Regions from separate parts of the Homo sapiens genome. Here all the other regions are linked to region 2. The links are chromatin loops, found by intact Hi-C in ENCODE. Cell type or tissue: IMR-90. All regions are shown on one strand.

Region 1 (8,000 bases), 390 kb after region 2:
CGTGTGTGTTGAATGCTAAATATGCTCAGCTATTAAAAATGCAGAAGATGAGCCCGCTGCTCCAGGAGGAAAATGAGCCAAAGCAAAAGAAAAATCAGCAGGCTCCCTGGCCTCCCTGTGCATGCCCTGCAGCAGGTGGGGGAGGGCTCCCTCTCCCCAGGTAGGCGGGGCTCCTCTCCAAATGCTTGGAATTACCAGGCGGGTCTTCCCGGAGCAACTGGGGCTGAGGGAGTGTAAGCACTCTGGAAGTCTTCCCAACGCTTTATGGAGAGGGAAGCGATCACTGAGAGGCCCTGGCCAGATGCCTGTGGGAGAAACTGGGCGGCTTATCTCTTCCTGCCTGGTGCTGGCGTGAACTGGGGGCAAGACCAAGGCTCAGGATTGATGGCTCCCTGAAGACACAGAGAGTCGTCTCAGGCTGTGAAATACGAGCAACCCAAGGAGCCGCAGACACTGCAAGGACCCTACCCCTGTGACTGCCCTGCATTCCTCAGCAGGATTCTTGCAGTTGCCTCTCCCTGGCCTCCTTGCCCCTCACTCTGCCCATCCTCCTGTCCACCCCACACACCCCCCCAGAGTGATGTGAGCCCGTTCTGCCCACAACTCTTTGATGGCTCCCACTTGTTTGCCTACAGAGTAGAAGTTTAATGTTTTTGTAATGGACTTCAGAGGGAAGGGGTAAGAGAGGGTGGGAAGGTAGACAGACCAGAATATTGAAGCATGTGGGGGCTGCGGCTGGGGGCAGAGTGTCCCTTCCAGGACAGGGAGGCCGTGGGAATTTAAACATCTAAGGCTGCCTGCTCACTGGGTTTTCAGATGAGCAAAGGTAAGGACAATGGACAGCTCCTTGGGTGTAAATGCAGCCAACCTTGTGAAGTCACAGAAGTGCTCAGAAATAGGGAATCCAGCTTTGGGAGGAAAAGTAAGACCAAGACAGCTGGGGAAGGAAGAAAATGGCCTGAAGTGTCCAGTCACTGTGGCTCACGCCTGTAATCCCAGCACTTTGGGAGACTGAAGCGGGCAGATCGCTTGAGGTGAGGAGTTCAAGACTAATGTGGTGAAACCCTGTCTCTACTAAAAATACAAAAAAAAAAAAAAAAATTAGCCAGGCGTAGTGGTGTGTCCCTGTAATCCCAGCTATTTGGGAGGCTGAGGCACAAGAATCTCCTGAACCTGGGAGACAGAGGTTACAGTGAGCTGAGATTGTGCCACTGCACTCCAACCTGGGCAACAGAGCAAGACTCCGTCTCAAAAAAAAAAAATGGCCTGAAGGAAAGAAGAGGGATGAGCCACAGAGATTAGTAACCATGGTCCTTCATAGCTGCATAGCTCATTATGATTTTTAGATGTTTTGATAGCCCAATCCTATTTGAGCCTAAAGACTATTTTGTGGTGAAGATAAGAAAACAGAGCCCAAAGAGATGAAGCGATGGGCTGAGATTACATACACAGTGGGACAGCAGAGGAGCTGAGACTTGACCCCTGGCCTTCTGGCTTCCAGTGCTACAGTAAAGAGCACCACCCTCGGTGTTGCCTGACGTCAAGCTCTCTCTGCCCTTCATTTTGTGGAATGACCTGGGGCAAGCCTTTCTCAGCCTCAGGCTCCACATCTATGAAATTGGGGATAGAGATTAAACACGGTATTGCACGTGAGTGCATAACTCACTGCTCATGCATGGTAGGTGTGCAGCATGTGCCGCTATGAGCGGACACTTCACCTTTGTCATTGCACAATCTCTTCTCAGAAGAGGAGAGGCAGCACAGCCTGATCCCCACCTAAAGCATTTGTTCTTACCAAGCATTGGTGGGGTGCCAGTTTGGTTTTTATTGTGTTATGTGATTTAACTTCCACTGAGAACATTAATTCATTCATCAAACATTTATCGAGCCCTTCCTAAATGCTAGATAATGTATAGGCTGCTGGGATAATTCCAGAGCGACATGTATACTGGGACAGGGTTCCCATCATCAGGCAGCTCACAGTCTGGTCAGGACACATAGATGTAGAAATAAAACCTTGCCATAGGACATGATGAGTGCAGCAGAAACACCTAGGAAGGAACAGCAGGCACTGGGAGAGAAGAGGATGTTTCCTCCGGATCTGGACAGATGGGGGAGTGTTCACCTGGAGAATGGGGGAGGGCACACCAGCAGGAGAGCCCGGCCCACAGAAAGGCACAGAGCCAGGCCGGAGCACTGGTGTTCAAGGAGAAGTGAGAAGTCCAGCGAGGCTACAGGAGAAGGTGGCTGGGGCAGGAGGGGTGGGGTGGGCCAGGCTGTGAAGGTTACACTTGGACCTCTGGGCCTTGGGCAGCCCACAAAGACTTTCATGGTCAGATTTGCGTTGGTGGCTGAGTGCAAACAGATTAGAACACACAGAGAGGCCAAGCCAGAAAGGTTGCAAGCGATGCTGAGGCCTGGACCTTTTAACAGCTGTTTAAGAGGTGGACTTTGGTCAGACTGACTTGTGAGTGACTGAATTTCAGGGAAGAGCTGGTTTCTAACTGGATGCTGATATTGTTAACATAGAGTTTTTTGGTTGTTGTTGTTTTTGTTTGTTTGAGACAGAGTCTCTCCCTGGCTTCTAGGCTGGAGTGCTGTGACACGATCTCGGCTCACTGTAGCCTCCATCCCCTGGGTTCAAGCAATTCTCCTGCCTCAGCCTCCCAAGTAGCTGGGATTACCGGCATACACCACCACGCCTGGCTAATTTTTGTATTTTTAGTAGAGACGGGGTTTCATGATGTTGGACAGCCTGGTCTCCAACTCCTGACCTCAAGTGATCCACCCACCTCAGCCTCCCAAAGTGCTGGGATGAGCCACCATGCCCGGCCTGATATTGCTAACATAGAGATTAAAAAAGAAAAAGTCTATTTAATTTGGAACAAAGAATATCCTGAGTTTGCTGTAGGTCAGTGTGAAGATAAACTTTTTTTTTTAATATGGCAAAAATGCCATTCAGAATAAACCCTTGAGGGTTTAAAAAGAAAATGTGCTTTGTTTTCTGGATGGAGGTGGTTCAGGTGCAAGGCTGCCTGCCCAGAACCGGATTCTAATACAAAAAAGGAAAAAGCAGAGTGAGTGAGTGATGCCTGGGGGAGGGAAGGTGCTCCTGAGGGCTTTTCCTCTGGCAGGAAACTGGGAGCAGCAGGTGTCAGGGTACCTGGCCAGAAGCTGGAGCACTGATAAGTAGCCTGGGATGCTTTGCCATTTCCTCATCTTTCAGCGTGCTCAGAAAAAGCTTCTTGAAGGCCAAAGGCTTAGGATGGGAGCCCAGGGTCTCTGCTCAAGGTGCCAGCTCCCAGCCTTCCTGGCAGGGGGATGGAGGGTGTTCTGTAAGGAGTTGCCCTGTCTCCCCTTGGGTCAGGGTTTCCTCCAGGACTGTTGGGAAACAGTAACTGTCTGGGCTGTACTGGCTGGAAGGCACTGCAGAGCAGCCTACAGCTCGAACAGCAGGAACCAATGACCTCTGGTGGCTGCCGAGGGGAGTGCTCCCGCTTGTTGCTCCTGAGCGGAGCCTGTTCTGGGCCAGTGCTGGGGACAGGGTGCTTGGGGCTCTGCCTCACCCTGCACCAGCGCTCCCTGCAGAATCAAATTGCCTCCTAATCTCTACGTTCTCAATTCCTGCCCTCCCAGGCTCTGATACCATTTCCTTATTGATGTGAATTTCAATGGCCATTCATTGGAATTGTGTGGCTCTTCGTTCTCATTTGCAGAGGAAAGGCACTGAGCAGGTGCAGTTGATTAGGTCTAGGGTTATCCTTAAAACGCTCCTGGACTCCCTGCCCAAGGCTACACTGCTGCAGACACAGCTGGTCCCAAAGGCAGCCTGTGCAGCATCCTATGCCCTACTGCATGAGGGCTCGATTTTTCCTTTTTTATCTTCTCCTCTTCTCTGACTTGCTGACTTGTTCACAGTCCTAGGGCACTAGGACTCCCCAGGAATGTCAGGACACTTAGCACTCCTTATTCTCCCAGCAGGTTTGGAGACCACCTTCTGAGCTCCATGCCCTGGGAAGCCATGAATAACAGAAGTACAAGAGAGACTAACAGACCAGCAGGGAGACATGCGCTGGGGCCTCCTGCTTCCAGAAAATTGGAGCAGCCTAGAGGGGGGCTTATAGAGTTATTTCTCTGGGAGGCATCTTAGAACCAGCAGAGAGCCCCAATGCCTAACATACTTCAGGATTGCAGGAGACAACATGTTTGTGCATGAGGAGGCTGGAGTTCCTCCTTACTCCTCTTCCAGAATGTCCTATACAGATGGGACCTTTAACCACTAGTCCAGGCTTAAGCAGTGCCTAGAATACTAGAGATGGAGAAGCAGGTGGGCTTGTGAAGTAGGGCTGACAGGTCCTGGAAAAGGGCCATTGAATCTGGCCCCACCTCGTTCTGCTTTTCTTCCTCACTGCCTCACCCAGAAGGAGTCCTCTACTCTGCATGAATGTGGAAGGCTGCTGCTCCCACCCTCTGCTGGTGCTTCTGCCTCCACCCTGTCCACCCCTCCTTCCACGGTGGGACCAGAAGGGACTAAGGAAGCAGAAGTTTTCTGATGGTGACCATGATTTGCACCCCACATATATACCTTTCAAGTATCGGTGGATGAGAGCAGATGCTGGGATCCTCTGTGCCCTTTTGGTTTAGTTAGAGTTTATTGAGAGTCTGCTATGTGCCTGGCACTATGCTAAGCACTTGGTATCTACTACCTCATTTAATCACTTCAAATATCTCTTATTATCTTCATTTGACTGATAAGGAAACTGAGGCATGGAGCCAGGAAGGCCTGAGATAAGTTAGGCAGGGCAGCCACATATGTTTGTGTGGGCTTTGCACTGCATGAGACCACCCCACCAAGGCAGGACTGAAACCAGCACTCACTCCTTGCCAGGCCAGGTGTCCTCTTTCTCATTCTTAGAGTCCTGATAAGCTCACTGAGGCTCTGAAACCGGGTAGCCAGAAGGCTGTGATACCGTAATGCATCCAGCAACAGAAAAGGCAGGATTTGAGTCTAGGTTGGTCTGATTTGAAAGCCTATATTTCTAAGCCTTATCTAAGCCTTATAAACTATCTTCCAACACTCCACATTCTATAAATTTGCCAGAATATTGACAAGGCACAGACCTTCAATTCAGTCATACTTGTTCTCCCTGATTTTATTTGATTTGCTTCTGGCCATTTTTACAATTCTTCCAAGTCAGCTTGTTCATTTTTCCTCCCACCTAACTGACTCAGGAGGAAATCTCACATCATTGTTCTCAGCAGCTAATCATCTCTTAACCCAATTGAGGAGCAAAGTCTTGGCCCATCATCCAAGTCACTGATGAAGACACTATGACCTTCTTGGCCGGCAGTGGGTCCCTGTCGAGCTCTGCATGGTATCACTCTAGGCTGAAATTGAGCCCTGCTAACCCATTTTTCTTTTGTCTCTGCTGCCAGGACCACTCACCTGGTAACTGTGTGGTCTGACCACATTTCCCCAGTTTACTGAAGGTGTGTTATGTGGGAGAGAATCCAAAACTGTGCAAAGGCCAGGAGAGATTAGACACTATGCTTCCTCTCTAACCACCAGGCCTGACACTCAGCCACAGAATAATGTTAGATTTATCTGGCAGATATTCTTATTTACCATGCTCTGTGGTTGAATACCTGTTTTCTGTTTGCTAAAGGTGTTTACAGACAGGCTTTCTGAAAGTTTTCCCAATATTTTTCCAGACACACCGCAAAAATACCATTTATTCACTTGTCAGGATTTATGCAGTATCAACTGTATCTGTCATACCACGGTAGTAGGACTTTGTGTCTCTGTTATTTACCCTGATTCTTAGTGATTGCCTGCCCCTCAGACTTCTAGAATCTCCCAAGTACTTCTTCAACTTAAAGAATTTAGATTGGATATAAATAATTTCCTCATAGTAGCTGCCAAAATACATCCAAGAGAGCCAAATTGAATTCCTTCTCCAAGGGCATTTTAAAAGAGGGTAAATTCCTTTTTATTGGGGATGACTTAATGCTATCACTGCTTGGAAGCCAAGAGGCTGGGTGATATGGCCCTTCTAAGGCTCTGCCAGTGAGTCAGAGATTCTCAAAATTCTGCCAGGCCAGCAGCATAAGCACATAGGCTTTTGTCGAAGGAATTGGTGGAGGAAATCAGACAGCTGAGAACTCTCATCACACACAAAACCCACAGCACAAATACCATATGTCTTCAGGCTCCTGCCTGTCAAATTCATCTTTACCGTGCTCTGGTAAGTGAAGAAGGGCTGGCAATAATTTCTGCAGACCTAGAGACATTCAGAACCATTCTCTTAAGGCATTTCTGTTGATAATCAAAGAATATAGATCATGATCACCAGGAAAGCGTAGCTGGCAGGTGGGCAGCTGGCCCTGCGGCACATTGGTGGCTCTTGCAATGGCACCGTCATGAGTCTCCACCTCTGTTCTTTTGCAGACATCACTGGGCAGGGAGGGGAATCTACTTGATGCCAAGAGAACCATGTTTCTTAAAGCCAGAGGACCCGCCTTGATCTAGAAAGATAAATTCAGACAGGCCAAGCACAAAGGAAGAAGACGTGGGCAACTAAAGCAGCACAAAAGAAACAGAGGTAGATATCGCCCCCACGTAGCAAGGGGGATGAGGGAGGGTGTTCTCGGCATTGGGTTTCTTTCCCAGGACCGAGACAGAGGTACAGAGATGATGAGGAGAGAACTACTCCCAGCATATTAGACACAGCAGGGGAACAGGCTGCAGCCCTGAGCTCTCTGAAAGAGTTCATCCCAAGTGAACAAAACAGGCATTATGAAAGCAGCAGGGGAAGAGTGGAGACTCATCTTTCCCTTTCAAACACTGCTCCACAAAGAAAGGACAATCGTGAGTTGATAAATGCAACTAATTGTGCGACTTTGGGAAGTGTGCACATGCATCCTTTAGACTGAAGGGAAAGGAACTTTGAAGGGCTTTGGCTAAGCTCGGGGGTAACTGCCAGGCTTGTTTGTCACCTAAGCAAACAGTGTAATAAATTGCTGAGTCACCCATCAGGCTATTGCCAACTCACCACCCCCTCCCAGGTCTCACCACCTGCACATGGAGGTGTTTGCGTTACTGTGATTAGACACAAAGAAGATGGGAGATGCCCATACTGTGAAAGCAGGGGTTAGAACCTTTTGGATTCTTTCCAAATGGAAAAAAAAGTCCAACCTGTCATTCAGGGTCCACAGCCATCTGGAAGGGGCGTGCCCAAGGCTGGGACACTTTCCTGGCTGGGGAAGGTGACAGCAGAGGAAGTGAGGGGGATGCACACGGGGCCAGTGAGAGGAAGCAGAGGACAATTCCGAGACACTGGCTTCCCTGTGACTGCACTGTGGCTGCAGCATAGGCACACGCGGGATCTGTGTGTATGGGAGGTGGGGGGTGGGGCTCTTAATAGGCTCTTATGTCAGCTGAATGTTTTTGCTCAAAAAGCATCATCTCTGGGATTGGCTTTCCAGATTCTGTGGCACTATCCTGTGACCGTTTCCTCCTTTGCTTTCTCAGTTCAGGACTTTGGGGCTGTTGCCAGCTGTAGTAAAGAAAGGCTGGCCCGATGGCTAGCGTGTATACTGGGGAAGAGGATGGCAAGGTCAAATGCCTTTCCCACCATCACTCAGCTGCCTGCTTCTGTGTCTTCTCAGTCCAGGCCAAGGCAGGTTCCCTTAGAGAGAAAGCCCAAAGCTTTTGAGGGAGAGAAGGGACACCAAAGAAAAAAGTATCAGGGACAGCTCTAGGTTCTTCTCCTTCACTCTTCTAAGCCCTTCTCCATTAGCTAATGAACACCCTTAGAACACACCCAAAAGAGCGCAGTCTCCCTTCTCTCCTTCTGCCAAGTCCTTTTACCTCACATCAGAGGTGTTCACTCAGTGGCCCAGCCCCTTACCAACTCACCTGGTCTTTGAAATCTTTGAAACATTCTTGATCAGACTTTTTTCCCCAATGCTTCCCATTCTTCAATCCAGAGGACTGCACG
Region 2 (8,000 bases):
CCATTGAATTATCTTTCCTTCTGAGAAAACTAATTTTAGGGTCTAAAGAGAATTTTTTTTATAGAAACATGATCTCGCTGTGTTGGCCAGGCTGTTCACAAGCTCCTGGCCTCAACTGATCCTCCTGCCTTGGCCTCCCAAAGTGCTGGGATTGCAGGCATGAGCCACCATGCCTGGCCAGGAAACTGATTTTAGAGATAAAGAGAAAATGAGCCAACTGGTAGCAGAACAAAAGTCCTGAAGAAACACTTAGAAGAGGTGAGTGAAGAGCGAAGGCAGAGAGTCATATTGATGCCAGAGCCCTAGGACCAGTGGTTCTGAACCCAAATATCTCTGCACACCCACAGCAGCTGGCGGCATACCTTGCACAGGTGGCTAACACATTGTGCTCAAGGTAGAAAATGCACCTTTTGTTGCAACTGAGGATATGTATTGTTACAACAGTGCTTGTTGGACAGAATGTTGAGAGGAATACTCCTTGTAGAATGGGAGAATCCCAAACACGCACATCGGAGGGAAGAGGTAGAGTATAATGATAAGTGTGTGCCAACACAACCAAGTTTCCCAGAATGTGTGAAAACTGTCTTGTGAGGACAGAAGAGAGCACAGTTGGGGCCATAACAGTTATTCTCAAAGACATGGGCTTGCAGAGTAACCAAGTTAACGCTATAATAACCAAGGATGTTATTTAATTCTTCTAAAGGCTTGCCAAAAATTCTGATATTTGAACATGTGCCATTGTATTAGTCAGGACCTTTTGGTTTCAAGTAACAGAAACTCAACTCAAAATTAACTTACAAAGGAATCTGATGGTTCATGTCACTGAAAAATCTAGGGATAGAACAGACTTCAATGATGGCTGCATACAAATACCCAACATCATCAGGAATTATTGTTTCTCTCTCTCTTCTTATTTTTCTTTCCTTCAGTTGGCATTATTCTTTGGTTGGCAGGCTCTTCCCACACTCAACAAGGTAACCAATATTGGCTTCATGCTTCCTACTGACCTCCTTCCAGCTTAGCAGCATCAGCAGATAAGGAATAATTCCCTAGATCTACAGCACAAGTCCCAGGGGTAGTTCTCAATGGTCCACCTTGGAACACGTATCCATCCCTGAACCAATTAACAGAGCCAAGGAGAAGCTGTGATCTGATTGGCCTGGCCTGGGTCATATGCCCAGTTCTGGAGCTAGGGCATGATGTCAGCCCCACCAGAATACAGGACCTAATAGTAGAAAATGGTTATTGCTTAAGGGATGTTAAACAGGCAGTAACAACAGCCTCAGCCCCAAACAAAATAGTTGAGCACAACCTCTCCGGAGCAAAGATCCTTGAACTCCTGACATTAACCTCTTACAGATGCCTTGCATGCTAAATGACTTTCTGATCACAGTCTCCCTGAGTCCTCACTAGGCTTTTATCAATCAGGATTCTTACCTACAAACAACAAAATCCCCTCTGATTTGTTTAAACAGAAAAGAACTTATGGACGCATATTAGTGGCTCACAGACTCTCCAGCAAGGTCGGAGAAATAGGGGTTGGCACTCTGCAGCCACAAACAATACCCAAATCCTCACCTGTCTGGTCACAGGCTTGATCCCACTGCCTTTGGTGCATGTTACTATTATCATCTCTGTCTCTGCTGCCTCTGGGGTTCCATGTCCCTCCACCATGTTCCGCCCCATCACCAAGAACAATTCCATGCAGCAGCTTCTCCCTGGCTTTTCACTCTTCCAGACTGAAATCTCATCATACTGCATCCAATCCACAGAGCCTATGTCACATGCCTGTGTCCTAGCTGCAGAGGAGTCTGAGTAACTGAGTTCTGATCTCCACCCTGGTGAGGTAGCACCCCTCACATGGCGTATTTTCCAAATTTAAGAAGTTTCTTCAAATGATGTTGGGGTGGCACCAATATGACTAATATCTATTATACTACACCACCCCTGAGAAGTGAGGTCTTCTGCTTCTTCTGGGTTCTGGACAGACTGAGCAATGGAGCCAACTCTTTATTTTCACATGTTATATCCCAATAAACCTATGATTCTCTGTTCTTTGCAACCAGAAAGAAACCCAGTTAATGCAACACAATTTGGCCAATGTAATTTGGATAAAATTTAGCTTGGAGACAATGGTTTTCATCCCAGCAGGATTGGTTCACAGAAGCTCATGGCTTCTTTACAAGGAAAGGCTCCAGTGGGGCTTTTGAGGGGGTCTGGAAAGCATGGCCACATGGAGCCCTCTCAGGAGTGCCAGCCCACAGACATTTAATAGCCTTGTTCCAGAACTCTGCAAATGCCACACTGGGCTACCACTTAACCACAAGTCATCCCCAGCTATTAACAAGAAGCTGGATTGCAGGTAGGGACACCCTAGCAAGGGTCTTGCTAGTCTGATCATTTCCCTTCAGAGTCTGGAATCCTCTGGCAGCGCTTCACGGAGGACTGAACTCTCTGACCTTCCTCCTGTGGCATCTGCTGCTCCATCAGGAGCTGAAGCCATTCAGTAAGAAATCATTTTTGAGTATCAACGATGTCTCAGGCATTGTGCTCACACTGGATATGCTCTGTCTCCAGGGGGCCTTCAGACAAGGAAATTAGCCAAGGCTTAAATGGCATGAGAGGAGGCCAGGGAGGGAACAAAAATGTTCAAGTGCTATTATCCAGAAAGAGATGCATTGTTTTCATTTCTAAGCAGATTTATTGATCAGGTTCACTATGGACATCAAGGTCTTTGACCTAATATAGAAGTATAGTTGTTCTATTTTCTGAGCAGGTCGACAACAAAGAAATTTCTGTGACTGGAGAATTCATTTGTGTAAAAGCCATCTGAGGATTTCACCATTAAATACTTTTAGTTATATTGAATAAATGAAGAGAATAAAATTAGAGGAAATAGTGACCACTTCAGAAAATCTAGATGGTGCAGAGCCAGTTGGATATGCATACCTTGTTAGTCTTGGGGTGAACATTAGAAAGTCCAGTCTTTCTTTTTTTCTTTTTTTTTTTTTTTGAGACAGAGTCTCGCTCTGTTGCCCAGGCTGGAGTGCAGTGGCGCGATCTTGGTTCACTGCAACCTCCACCTCCTGGGTTCAAGCGATTCTCCTGGCTCAGCCTCCCGAGTAGCTGGGATTACAGGCACGTGCCACCACGCCCGACTAATTTTTGTATTTTTAGTAGAGACGGGGTTTCACCATGTTGGCCAGGCTGGTCTCAAACTCCTGGACTCAAGTGATCCGCCCGCCTCGGCCTCCCAAATTGCTGAGATTACAGGAGTGAGCTACCGTGTCCAACCAGGAAGTCCAGTCTTTTACCAATGGCCCCCGGCCCCACCCCTGACTCTCCTCAGAATACCGACATGTTTCACACAGTTGGAGGGTGGACAGTTGTGCAAAATATGCGTGCTGACAGCAAGGGAAAAGAGGAAATGTCTGATTTGGACCCCAAATCTCCTCCAGGAACCCAGTCACCCTGTGGCCCACCAACCTTGCCATTTCTGCAGAGGCGGCAGGTGCCCCAGGAGACCACTAGGTGTCGCTGTGAACCTGTGCAAGCGCGGCCTCACCCTGTGGGCGCACACAGCGCGGTATGTTTTCAATCAACACCTTGTCAGTTTTTCTCCCCGAGGCCCCAGGGGTGTGCTAGGAATTTTTATTTCTTGAGAAATACTGTGATTCAGCTGCCCTTTGTTGGCCCTGCTAGAGAGAATGAAGGTTGTGCTTGCTCCTGCCAGCCCCCCAGGCAGGGGAGTCCCCTTGCAAGCGTCTTCAGGCCACCAGCCTCTCTCTATCTCCCCACCTCCCATTATTCCTCTTCATTCTCCTTTTTACCTTTCTCTCTCGGTGCCCGGTAACACCGATGTGCTGCTTAGGGAAAGGTCGCCATCCTAGAGGCCTCCTTCAACCCTTCTGAATTTCACCAGTTCCTAAATAAACTAGCTTGCAAATTCTGTCCTTATCCTCCCCTTCTGACTCTGCTCCCAGCCTTGCCCCTTTCTTTCAAAGCAACCGCAAGATTGAGGCAGTGTTGGGGTGGGAGCAACAAGAGGCTCAACTATCTTTTTAGTTTCCTTTTTTTTTTTTTTTTTGACACAGGGTTTTACTCTGTTGCCCAGGCTGGAGTGCAATGACACGCTGACGGCTTCATGCAGCCTTGACCTCCTGGGCTCAAGCAATCCTCCCACTGCAGACTCCCTAGTAGCTGGGACTACAGGCCTGAGCCACCATGTGCAGCCAATTTGTGTATGTTGGTAGAGCTGGGGTTTCGCCATGTTGGCCAGGCTGGTCTCAAACTCCTGGACTCAAGTGATCTGCCTGCCTCAGCCTCCCAAAGTGCTGGGATTACAGGCTTGAGCCAGCGCACCTGGCCAAGGGTCACCTATCTTACTAGGCTTGTCAGAATCTACTCCTGGCACACAGGGGCTTAAAAGTCAGATCTGCTTTCAGATCCTACCTCCCTCTGCCACTTACTAGCTGTGTGACCTTTGGCAGGTCACACACCCTTTCTGAGCCTCAATTCTTCATATGTAAACTAAATTTACACATATAAATTCTACATTAAGTAGAATTATAAATGTGAAGACCTCACGTGATCTGGCATGTAGCCGGCATTCCATAAATGCAAAGTGATTTTCCTTATGACTACAGGGACACTTACACAGACACATATACACACACTCAACCAAAGACAGAATTTGGGAACTTTACTCTCCTGAGCATGTAGCAAGATGGTATGTCAAGGAAACAAAATTCAGGGGTGTGTATTCCGAGATGCCAAGAACCCCCATGGATTCTAACCCTCTCTACATATGTCAGCAGTGATCGACCTGTTCTGAACCCAACTGGGTGCTGTCTTGGTCAGTGGCCATAGTTTGCTTGGCAAAATGCCAGGATAGCTGTCCTGGACCCTTTGGGAAAAGGCCACTTGTGGGTGGAGCAGCCACTCACTCCTTCCTCCAGAAGGCTTGGTGCCGCCACATTCCCTGGTTTCAAGCTACCACATTGCTGCTGTGGTTTTTTGCGGTGGCCACAGGGTGGAATCTTGGCCCAGGATGCCCTGTGGCTGCTCTCTGCAGGCATTGAGGACACATACCCTGAAAGGCTCGGGAGAAGGTGGAGAGAAGGGAGAGTAGTCTTTTACCAGAGGTGTTCCTGGACCATTCACTGGACGCTAAATGGCAAATAGAGAGGCCACGCCCCTGCTGGCCAACATAGATCACTGCAGCCCCTCAGCCTTTGGGTAGAGGCTGTTCCTGAGTGATTAGGATCTCTGCTTGGAAGGCACTTCAGTACTCATAGCCAGGATGAGGCTGCTTCTGTGGAGCAGCAGATAGGTAGTGGGTGTGTGAAGAACAGAGAAAAGAATAAACATTGCCTCCTGCATTGCCCAAAGCAGTGCGCTGGGCTTGGCAGGGTTGCAGGAGGCCAGGGGTGGTTTCAGACCCCTAACTCAAGCCTCAAAAGACAGGATATGCTCAGAACACATTGCTCCTGCAGAGGCTGGTGTTGACTCTGAACCTGTGAAGATTTCTGCAGCCATGAGCAGCCTTGGACTTTCAGGGTAGAGAGCTGTTCAGCAAGAGGATCCATCTGGGGGTCCAGTCACCTGACCCCTTTTCCCATCAGAACACAAATCAAAGGCCATCACTAAGCCCTTCCTGCCTAGGCTCAGAGGAGACACACTCAGTTGCCATCCTGGCTCTGTGACCTCTGGACAAGTCTCCTAATCTCTCCAACCTTCAGCTTTCTCATCTGTAAAGTGGATATGATCTTCAAGATGCAGACCATTCTCAGAGGCGTGCCATGAGGATTATAGATGGTGCAGGTGGAGGGCCCGCTTGTGGTAGGCACGCACTGCAATCATGAGGTTTCCAGAGACTTCTCTGCAGGCTGCTAAGGTGCAGCAGGAGCTGTTGCTGCTAACCTCAGCGAGGTGTGCCAGCACGCCAGATCAGACTCCTCAAACCAAAGCAGACAGAAGCTGGGAAGGGCTGAAAGCCCGACACTGCAACCTGAGCAAAGGGTGCCTCACTTGTCTGTTTGAAAAGCTCATGAAACCCTTGAGCATTGCTGGTGGAAATTTAAAATGGTGCAGCCATGGTGGAAAGCAGCCTGGCAGTTGGTCAACAAGGTAAATATAGAGTTACCACATCACCCAGTAACTCCATTCCTAGGTATATACCTAGGAAATAAGAACAAATGTCCACAGAAGAACTTGTATGCAAATGCTCATGGCAGCATTATTTATAGCAGCCAGAAGATGGAAACAACCCAAATATCATCAACTGATGAATGGATAAATAAAATGTGGTATATCCATGCAGTGGGCCATTATTCAGCCATAAAAATGAATGTATGGACCTACCATGTGGATGAATCTTGAAAAGATTATGCTAACTGAAATAAGCCAGACACAAAAGGACAAACATTGTATGATTCCATTTCTATGAAATGTCCAGTATAGGCAAATCCATAGAGAGAGAAAGCAGTTCAGCGGTGCCAGTGCCTGGGGATGGGGAATGACTGTTAATGTGCGTGAAGTTTATTTTGGGGATGATGAAAATGTTTTGGAATTACATAGCAGTGGTGGTTGCACAACTCCGTGAATATCTAAAAACCACTGAATTCTATGGCATGTGAGTTAAATCACAATAAAACTGTTATTTTAAAAAGGACCCTTAGCCTGCCAGCTGGAGTGTGCTTTGACCATGGACCAGCAAATGAGGTGGGCCATGCAGGGAGTGCAACTCTTGTGAGCCTTGCCTATAAATCAGATTAAGCGGCTTCTCTCCCTCAGCTGCCCCGGGTTCTGAAGGGGCTGCAGCAGCCACAGTCTGTCTCTGAACACCACCCTAATGAAAAGGCTGCTGAGGGCGCTGTGGCCTAGAGCGTAAGCATCCACAATGCTCACTCCAGGCCCTAGGCCAGCCTCACCCGGATAGCCCAGCTCGCAGTCACATGGGGAAAATCAGAGTTTACGAGCATGCTCTGCTTCGGTTTCAACACTGACGGGGATCACGTTTTCCAAACCAGGCATCAGAACTGATTGTATGGTTTGTACCCATGGGGACAGTGGGATGCACCATTTTAAGTGATATCCGTCTCCAAAAATTTGGGCATAAGGCTCCGGTTTTCCAGAACACATTCATCTCCTTCTGTTCCCCCAAACAGACAAGTTTTCTAAGAACTTCAACTCTCTGGGGAGTCCTAGACAGAAGTTAGAGTTTCCTACAATTCAGGTCTCCTGACGTTTAATCAGAACTGTACTTTTTCAGACTGAGAGCCAATCGAATGCACCGTTCAGCTTGAGGGCTGCCTACAACCACCTTCACAGCGGGGCATAGAGTCCAGACCTCGAAATCACCCTGCAGGCCTGTTTCCTGTTTCCTTGGGTCATCGACTGGAATCTTGCCGGGAAGTGTGATGTGGCCGGAACACTGACCGGTCTCTTCACTCTCCCCACACACCTATGTGTGCACACATGACTACCATTCCCCCGCTGCAGACCAAGCATGGGGCAGTCACACTCGGGAGAGCCGCTCAGTATTATCTAAAATGACTTTGTCTGGTAGCTTCCACTGAGGGAGGGGCTCATGCCTGCTGGGGAGCCTTGATCTCATACAGGAACAGGGCTCAAGAGAACTCAGGACTTCATTCATATCCGGGACACTCCTTCACAAAGGTACCACAAGGTTTCTACTGTCCTCCACCTCTGCCCCCCTGGACCCAGCCCCCACCATCTCATATCTGGATGAATCCAACAGCTACAGAGCTGGTCTTTCTACTTCTACCCTTGTTCTCTCCCTTCCTTAAGTCTCTTCTCAAATCAGCAGACAGATGCTTTCAAAACATAAGTAAGTTATGTCACTCCTCTGCTCAACACCATGCAATGGCTCCCATCATACTCAGAGTAAAAGCCGAAGTCCTTACAGTGGCCTACAAGGCCCTATGTGATATGCAAACTCCTCTCCACACATATCCCCCAGCCCACACACCCCCACT
Region 3 (8,000 bases), 450 kb after region 2:
AAATAATATAGAAGATCAAAGAGTGTTGGTGTTCATAAATTTTGTTCTGGGCTTCAATTTGGTGGACCTAATTAAAGCTTAAACAGAACTAGCCAGTGTGATGGGAGCTAAATTTAGGCTCAGTTTATAATATGATGTTCTGAAATTCAGAAGTAGCCTCAAAAATGAAACAGGAAGCACTTTGGGAGGCCGAGGCGGGCGGATCACGAGGTCAGGAGATCGAGACCATCCTGGCTAACACGGTGAAACCCCGTCTCTACTAAAAATACAAAAAATTAGCCGGGCGTGGTAGCGGGCGCCTGTAGTCCCAGCTACTCAGGAGGCTGAGGCAGGAGAATGGCGTGAACCTGGGAGGCGGAGCTTGCAGTGAGCCGAGATCGCGCCACTGCACTCCAGCCTGGGCGACAGAGCGAGACTCCGTCTCAAAAAAAAAAAAAAAAAAAAAAAAAAAAAAGGAAAAAAAGAGTGCATGTAAAAACTGGTGAAATCCAAATAAGATCTATAGCTGAGTTAATAGCATTGTAGCAATGTCAATTTACTGATTCTACAGTTATGAGATATTAGCATCGGGAGAAGCAAGTTTTTTTAATGAAGTACTGTAAAGGGGTATCATAGGCCCACGATCCCAACCTTGTCCTGCCATCCTTCATACTGTGGCCACTCGATGTTTTCTACACTTTCATGTTTGGTAAAATGAATTTAGTGTTTTAAAATGTTTTAAGCATGTTTGCTTTTTAGGTCCATGAAGAATGAGCAAAGGCTGGATACACTTTTCGAGTCCATCTTGTACTGCCTCAGATGTTAAATGTTATTTTACAAAGACTGAGATGGAACTTTTGAGATTTGAGTTCTAATAGTTGTCACTATTAGTCTATGTTCTTGGTTGGTTGTTTTTAACTTTAAAAATGCAGCTCCCTGGCTGAGCGCAGTGGCTCATGCCTGTAATCCCAGCATATTGGGAGGCGAAGGTGGGTGGATCACCTGAGGTCAGGAGTTCGAGACCAGCCTGGCCAACATGGCACAACCCCATCTCTACTAAAAATACAAAATTAGCTGGATGTGGTGGCACACGCCTGTATTCCCAGCTATTTGGGAGGCTGAAACAAGATAATTGCTTGAACCCAGGAGGCGGAAGCTGCAGTAAGCTGAGATCGCACCACTGCACTCCTGCCTGGGCAAGGCAGAACGAGACTCCATCTTAAAAAAAAAAAAAAAAAAAAAAAAAAAGGCAGCTCACCAATGAAACAACTTGGTGAAAGTAAAATCACATTCTAAACTTATGTCTCCCTTATGATTTGCACAAGAATATTAAGCATATAATAAATATCTTGCCTTCCTCTCACATTGCCACATAGAACCAAGAGTCTAGAGTTTTGAAAAAACACAACACAAGGCTGGGTGCAGTGGCTCACGCCTGTAATCCCAGCACTTAGGGAGGCTGAGGCAGAAGGATCACTTGAGACCAGGAGTTTAAGACAACCCTGGGCAACATACACTTCTATCTCTGCAAAAAAAAATTTTTTTAATTAGCCAGGCATGGTGGTGCTTTGGGAGGTCAAGGCTGCAGTGAGCTGTGATTGGATCATTGTACTCCAGCCTGGGTAACAGAGTGAGACCCTGGGACCGAAAAAAACCACACACACACAAAATCTGAAATGTTACTCCAAAAACATTTCCATAGGAAACCAAGCAGGACAGCCTATGGACATAGGTTATAGAGACTATAGGAATTTTTCTTTTCCTCTCATTTTAACAAGACTAAGATGATAATGGCAAACATTTAGTACATGCCTGGCACCATTTTAAGAGCTTTACATATATTGGTTCATTCGGTCCTGAAGACAACCCCTGTGAGGTAGATATATTATCCCCATTATATCCATGAGGAAACTGAGGCAGAGAATCTAGCTTTTTGCCCCAGGTGACACAGTTAACGGGCAGTGGTAAGACTGGGATTGGAAGTGAGGCAGTGTGGCTCCAAAGGCCATTACGGCACACTGCGTGTTTTCTCAGGAAATTACCCTTTATATTGTTTTCCTTCCTTTTTAATAGCAACCAAAACTCCTAGCTGAGCCATCTCTGACTTGTTCCTCGTTGAAACAAAAAATGGAGAGAGGAAATCAGGCCCCAGTCTGTTCTGGACACTCATGTCTCCTCATTTTCCATCTTATACAATTCCCTCCCCTGCCAACACACACCCTGAGCTATAACTCAAGGCTGACAGGCAGACTGACAAGTCTACCTGACACTAAAGCCCAGTGTCTTTATGCTGGTGGTCCACACATAGGGTGACCAAGTGTTCCAGTTTACCTGGGATTTTTCCAGTTTTATCACTGAAAGTTTCATGGCACTGGAAACCCCTCCCTCCATAACAAATCAGGACAGTTGGTCACTCTATGCTCTAGAACCCTGCGGGGGAGCTGTTAATGAACTGATGACTGAAACAGGCCCACACTCCTACTTTCAGAGCAAAGCAATTTTATCAGACTCTCTGGGGGAAGAGGGAGCAGACACTGCATTTTCCTTTTTTAAATTTCTTTCTCTTTTTTAGGCTAGTCAAATGAAGCAGTGGGATATGCTGCATTTTCAAAAAGCCTTCCCAGGAGACTACAGTGTTTGTGCTGGGTCAAGAATCACAGTAAGTCTACACCAAGCAGAAGCTGTGTACTCTCAAACTCTTGTGGACTCCTGATCAAACGCTGCCCAGCCCTTCGCCTCAACCCACCCAGCTTGGAGTAATGCAGGGACTCGGGTCTGGTTGTCCATTAGAATCATGTGGGAAGCTTTTAATGCTTATCAGCTTGGGAATGCAAAATGGTATAGCCACTCCAGAAAACAGTTTCTTAAGAAGTTAGACACATGGCCGGGCACAACGGCTCATGCCTGTAATCCCAGCAGTTTGGAAGGCCGAGGCAGGAGGATTGCTTGAGGCCAGGAGTTTGAGACTAGCCTGGGCAACATAGCAAGACCCCATCTCTTAAAAAAAATTTTTTTTCAATTAGCCAGGTGTGGTGGCATGTGTCTGTACTCCTAGCTACGTGGGAGATTAAGGCAGGAGGATTATTTGAGCCCAGGAGTTCAGTTCAAGGCTGCAGTGGGCCATAATTGTGCCACTGTACTCCAGCCTGGGCAACGGAGTGAGACCTTGTCTCTTAAATAAATAAATAAAAATTTAAAAAGCCGGGCATGGTGGCTCACACCTGTAATCCCAGCACTTTTGGGAGGCCAAGACAGGCACATCACTTGAGTCCAGGAATTTAAGACCAGCCTGGGCAACATAGTGAGACCTAGTCTCTACCAAAAAAAAAAAAATTAGCTGGGCATAGTGGCACACGCCTGTAGTCCCAGTTTCTTGGTAGGCTGAGCTGGGAGGATCACTTGAGTCCAGGAGGTCCAGGCTGCAGTGAGCCTTAATTACACCACTGCACTCCAGCCTGGATGACAGAGTGAGACTGTTAAAAAAAAAAAAAAAAAAAAAAATTAAGTACCGACCATCCAGCCATTCCACTCCTAGGTATTTCCCAGAGATAAATGAAATTGTATATCCATGTATATGAATATTCATAGTGGCTTTAGTTGCAATAGTCCAAAACTGAAAACAACCCAAATGTGCATCAACAGGTAAGTGGGTAAACAAATTCTCATATATACATTCAGTGGAATCCTTCTCAGGAATAAAAATGAATGAAATATTAATACATGTAGCAACATGGATGAATCTCAAAAAATTATGTTGAGTGAAAGAAGCCAGACCAAAAAAAAGACCACATACTATGGTTCCATTTGCGAACAAATCTCTAGTTACAGGTAGTAGGTCAGTGGTTGCCTGGGGATGGGGTTGGGGAATGAATGTTCATTATCTTGCTGTAGTGATGATTTCATGGCTGTATACAAACTTACCACATAGAACATTTTAAAAATGTGCACTTTATCAAATGTTAATTATACCTCAATAGAGCTGTTAAAGCAACAACAGCAAAACCACCAATGTCCCAGCCCCATCCCAGGAGATTGTGTTTCACGGCCTGAAATGGGCACAGATACCAGTACTTTTTAAAGCCTCCCAGGTGGTTCTAAGGTGTTGCCCGGACTGAGAACCACAGCATGAATGCCCCCCACCTGGAGCCACCCTACAACCACTAAAAGAATTAGTCATAATATTAAGAGTGATGAGGAGGTGAGGACAAGTTGTGGAAGGAGCAGTGCTATGAGGATGCTGAAGATGATTCATTAAGCCCAGTTTGGTTTATTAACAGATGGCACCAACAGAGAATAGCTAACTCCACTAGGTGGCATCCGGACACTTCTCTTCAGCGTGGTTTCCAGGGCAATGGGAGATGCAGGGCACCATCTGAGTTGTGCTGAGAGAGTGCTGAGCACACAGTGTCGTTCCTCTGATGCAGAAAGGACCCAGCCTTGTTGGAAAAGAAAACAACCAGAAACTTGGCAAGAGGTCAGCAGGGCCCGCTGTGCTCTCCTCAGCCTAACTTCATAGCCAGAGGAAATCAGACTATTGCAGTTTCAGTGTCATTTGAGGTTCCAGAGTACAAAGAGCAGAGCTATTCAGGGACCAAGTAACTCCTGAAGAGTAAGTAAATATGTTCTCAGCCAGGTGCAGTGGCTCCCACCTGTAATCCCAGCACTTGGGAGGCCTAGGTGGGAGGATTGATTGAGCCCAGGAGTTTGAGACTAGCCTGGGCAACATAGTGAAACCCCAACCCTACAAAAAAAAAAAAATTAGCTGGGCATGGTGGTGCATGCCTGTAGTCACACCTATTCTAGAGGCTGAGGTAGGAAGATTGCTTCAGTTGAAGAGGTTGAGGCTGCAGTGAGTTGTGATCATACCACTGTACTCCAACCTGGGTGACAGAGCAAGACCCTGTCTCAATAGAAATAAAAAATAGGCCAGGTGCGGTGGCTCACACCTGTAATCCCAGCACTTTGGGAGGCCAAGGCGGGCAGTTCACTTGAGCTTAGGAGTTTGAGACCAGTCTAGGCAACGTGGAGAAACCTCATCTCTACAAAAAAATACAAAAATTAACCGGGCGTGGTGGTGTATGCCTGTAGTCCCAGCTACTCGGGAGGCTGAGGCATGAGAATCACTTGAACCTGAAGGCGGAGGTTGCAGTGATCTGAGATGGTACCACTGCACTCCAGCCTGGGCGACGGAGCAAGACTGTCTCAGAAAAATAATATATGACGTTCTCAAGGAGAAGACCCAATGTCTTGTGCTTTATAGCACTGAGCAGAAACCACTGTATGCAGGGGATCAGGACTTTGTCTTCTCTCCCTTATTAAGGAATATTCCTTACATTTTTTCCACTTTGTTTTGTTTAGGCCACACTGGCCTTGGGCAAGTTGAAGGATATCATGACAGCAGACGTAAAGCAGCCCCCTCTGTCTGCTGTGACTCGCATCCTCCTCCCCAGGCCTGTGGTCTCCTGCTTCTCATAGTCACTGTCACCACTGCAGGCTCCCCCTCCATTTCTCATCCCTGTTGTCATCGCCTCGCCTCTGCTGTACTGGCCGCTAAGCAGAGCCAGAGCCGCTTTCCCAAGCGATCATACAGCTTTGGTCAACCCTGCAGGTTCAAGCACTTAGCCAGAATTTGAAGGAGGGGCACATAATTTGGGTCTTCCTGTTTACGCTTTACTCTCCCTTCTACCACTGAAAGTAAAGCAAGTCCCCAGGGGAGTGGATCAAAAAAAAAAAAACCACTGAAGAATAACATCCACATCAGTAGTTTTCAAACTCTCCCTGGAACCCATCAGGAACCAGGCTTCAGAGAGGGCCCTCGGATCCACAGGCACCAGAGCAATGCATCAACTTTGTCAGCTGAGTTCTGTCTCTGCCTCAGAGCTCCCCAGGCTCCAGTTAACTCTGTCACTATGATCACACAGGCAGCCAGCCATGCTTCTGTAAGAAAGATACAAAACAAGGGAGCTTAGAAAATGTGATCTTGCTGCCGGGCGTGGCGGCTTATGCCTGTAATCCCAGCATTTAGGGAGGCTGAGGCTGGCAGATCACCTGAGGTCAGGAGTTCAAGACCAGCCTGGCCAATATGGTGAAACCCCATCTCTACAAAAATACAAAAATTAGCTGGGCATGATGGCAGGTGCCTGTAATCCCAGATACTTGGGAGGCTGAGGTGGGAAAATCACTTGAACCTGGGAGGAGGAGGTTGCAGTGAGCCGAGATGCACCATTGCACTCCAGCCTGGGTGACAAAGACTCAGTCTCAAAAAAAAAAAAAACACAAGAAAATGTGATCTTATTCTATGTGAATTCCAGTGTAGTGCTCTTTTATCTGTTGTATATGTATTTGTGGACAGGGGTAATGGGAAGAGATTCCACATATGATTTTTTTTTTAAGTATTCTGCTATTAAAAAGTTTGTAGAACAGTCTCCAACATCCTTCTGAAAGACCCTTCTTACAAACCCAAGCCAGTGGTGCAGATTTGGGCACATAGTTTTGTTTGTTTGTTTTGTTTTGTTTTCTTTCTGAGACACAGTCTTGCTCTGTTGCCCAGCCTGGAATACAGTGGCACAATCTCAGCTCACTGCAACCTCCACCTCCCAGGTTCAAGCGATTCTCATGACTCAGCTTCCCGAATAGCTGGGGCTACAGGTGTGTACCACCACAGCTGGCTAATTTTTGTATTTTTAGTAGAGATGGGGTTTTGCATGTTGTTTAAGTGACAGCAACAGGAGGCAGCCAAAAGCCTGGGCAGATAGGGGTAAGTCAATTGTGAAACCCCACCTCCAAGCCAAAGACAGTTTAAAGCCTGAAAGCCAAGCTACAGGTTAAATCCTCAGACCAGACTGAGAACTTGTCTTCCCATTTGGCATGTTTCCTCTGATTGATCCTCACCCTTCCCCTATTATACATATACCTACCCTTTCCTAATTGGTTTTCTATATTCTCATGCCCACCTTTGAGTGGTGTCTTCACTTTAACCCTTTTTGCATACTCACACACCAACTAGCACACACTCCCCATTCTGAGTCCATAAAACGCCCCAGACCCAGCAGCACAGGGAGAAACCACCTGACCGTTGGGATTGGGGACTGACCTCCCCGCAATGGCCTCTGAGAGCTGTTCTGTCACTCAATAAAACTCCCCTCCTTGCTCTCTCTTCTATTCTCAGCGCATCCTCATTCTTCTTGGGTTAGGGATAAGAACTCCGGGACTGGAGCACAGGCCAGACTCAGCCCGGGTAGGCCGAGTGGGCAGGCCATCTCCTGCAGCAGGAGAGTGAGGCCTGGGTAGGGCATCACAGGCTAGAAGTCCCTGCCTTGCAAAGTGACCCAGAAGAAAATCCTGCATTACAGGCTAGTCTCAAGCTCTTGGGCTCGAGCAATCCTCCTGCCTCGGCCTCCCAGAGTGCTGGGATTATAGGCATAAGCCACCTCACCTTGCCCTGGGCACACAGCTTTCAAGTCTTTTCAGAGAGTAAGTCTTTTCCCTCCTCAGAACACCTCCTCTAGACTTGAGGACAAGAGCATTATCCCTTCTCTCTGTTCAAAGTTGCACCAAGGACCCAAACATTAGCCCTAAAATCTCCTCTAGTTCTCCCAGATGATCAGGGCTTTTCTGGCCTGCCAGATAGCTCAGCATTCTCAAGGTAGGCCTGCCCTCTGGAGACACAGTGCTCACATGTCCCCAGTACCATGGCTACTTTCTGTTTCAGACTTGGTTCAGTCTCCTAGCATTCATTTTCTATCTCCTGTTTCCACTCTATTTTTTGTAACTTTTATATTAGGTTTGGGGGCACATGTGAAGGTTTGTTACATAGGTAAACAGATATCAAGGGGATTTGTTGTACATATTATTTCGTCACCCAGGTATTAGGCCCAGTACCCTGTAGTTATCATTTCTGCTCCTCTCCCTCCTCCCACCCTCCCCTGTCAAGTCAACCCCAGTGTCTGTTGTTTCCTTGTTTATGTCAATGTGTTCTTATCATTTAGCTCCCACTTGTGAGAACATGTGGCATTTGGTTT

What was found. Hi-C counts contacts between places; a loop is a spot of excess contacts. Peaks named below come from ENCODE experiments on the same cell type or tissue, not always from the same donor. Only the 100,000 strongest peaks of a DNase experiment are listed, where the experiment ranks them.
Region 1: it touches region 2 in a loop (10-fold over the local background); 99 of 110 quality-filtered maps call a loop at or near these places.
Region 3: it touches region 2 in a loop (3.0-fold over the local background); 10 of 110 quality-filtered maps call a loop at or near these places.

What each region holds. Positions count from the first base shown.
Region 1 is chr7:105,648,009-105,656,008 of GRCh38, reverse strand. All of the region lies in intron 4 of ATXN7L1 (ataxin 7 like 1), which reads left to right. Among named protein-coding and RNA genes, the nearest start is that of EFCAB10, 71 kb to the right of the region's middle. RefSeq lists enhancers at 1-434, 2,606-3,329, 6,628-7,827 and silencers at 153-447, 7,838-8,000. In IMR-90, a CTCF peak has its summit at 3,470 (motif pointing left); DNase peaks (open chromatin) are centred at 848, 3,448 and 6,088.
Region 2 is chr7:106,038,512-106,046,511 of GRCh38, reverse strand. No RefSeq gene overlaps it. Among named protein-coding and RNA genes, the nearest start is that of SYPL1, 70 kb to the left of the region's middle. RefSeq lists an enhancer at 3,382-3,882. In IMR-90, CTCF peaks have their summits at 3,530 (motif pointing right), 5,205 and 6,871; DNase peaks (open chromatin) are centred at 721, 3,581 and 6,571; H3K27ac peaks cover 3,148 bases; H3K27me3 peaks cover 659 bases.
Region 3 is chr7:105,585,943-105,593,942 of GRCh38, reverse strand. No RefSeq gene overlaps it. Among named protein-coding and RNA genes, the nearest start is that of EFCAB10, 8.4 kb to the right of the region's middle. RefSeq lists a silencer at 1,907-2,201 and enhancers at 4,216-4,405, 7,693-7,752. In IMR-90, a CTCF peak has its summit at 4,281 (motif pointing right); a DNase peak (open chromatin) is centred at 4,312.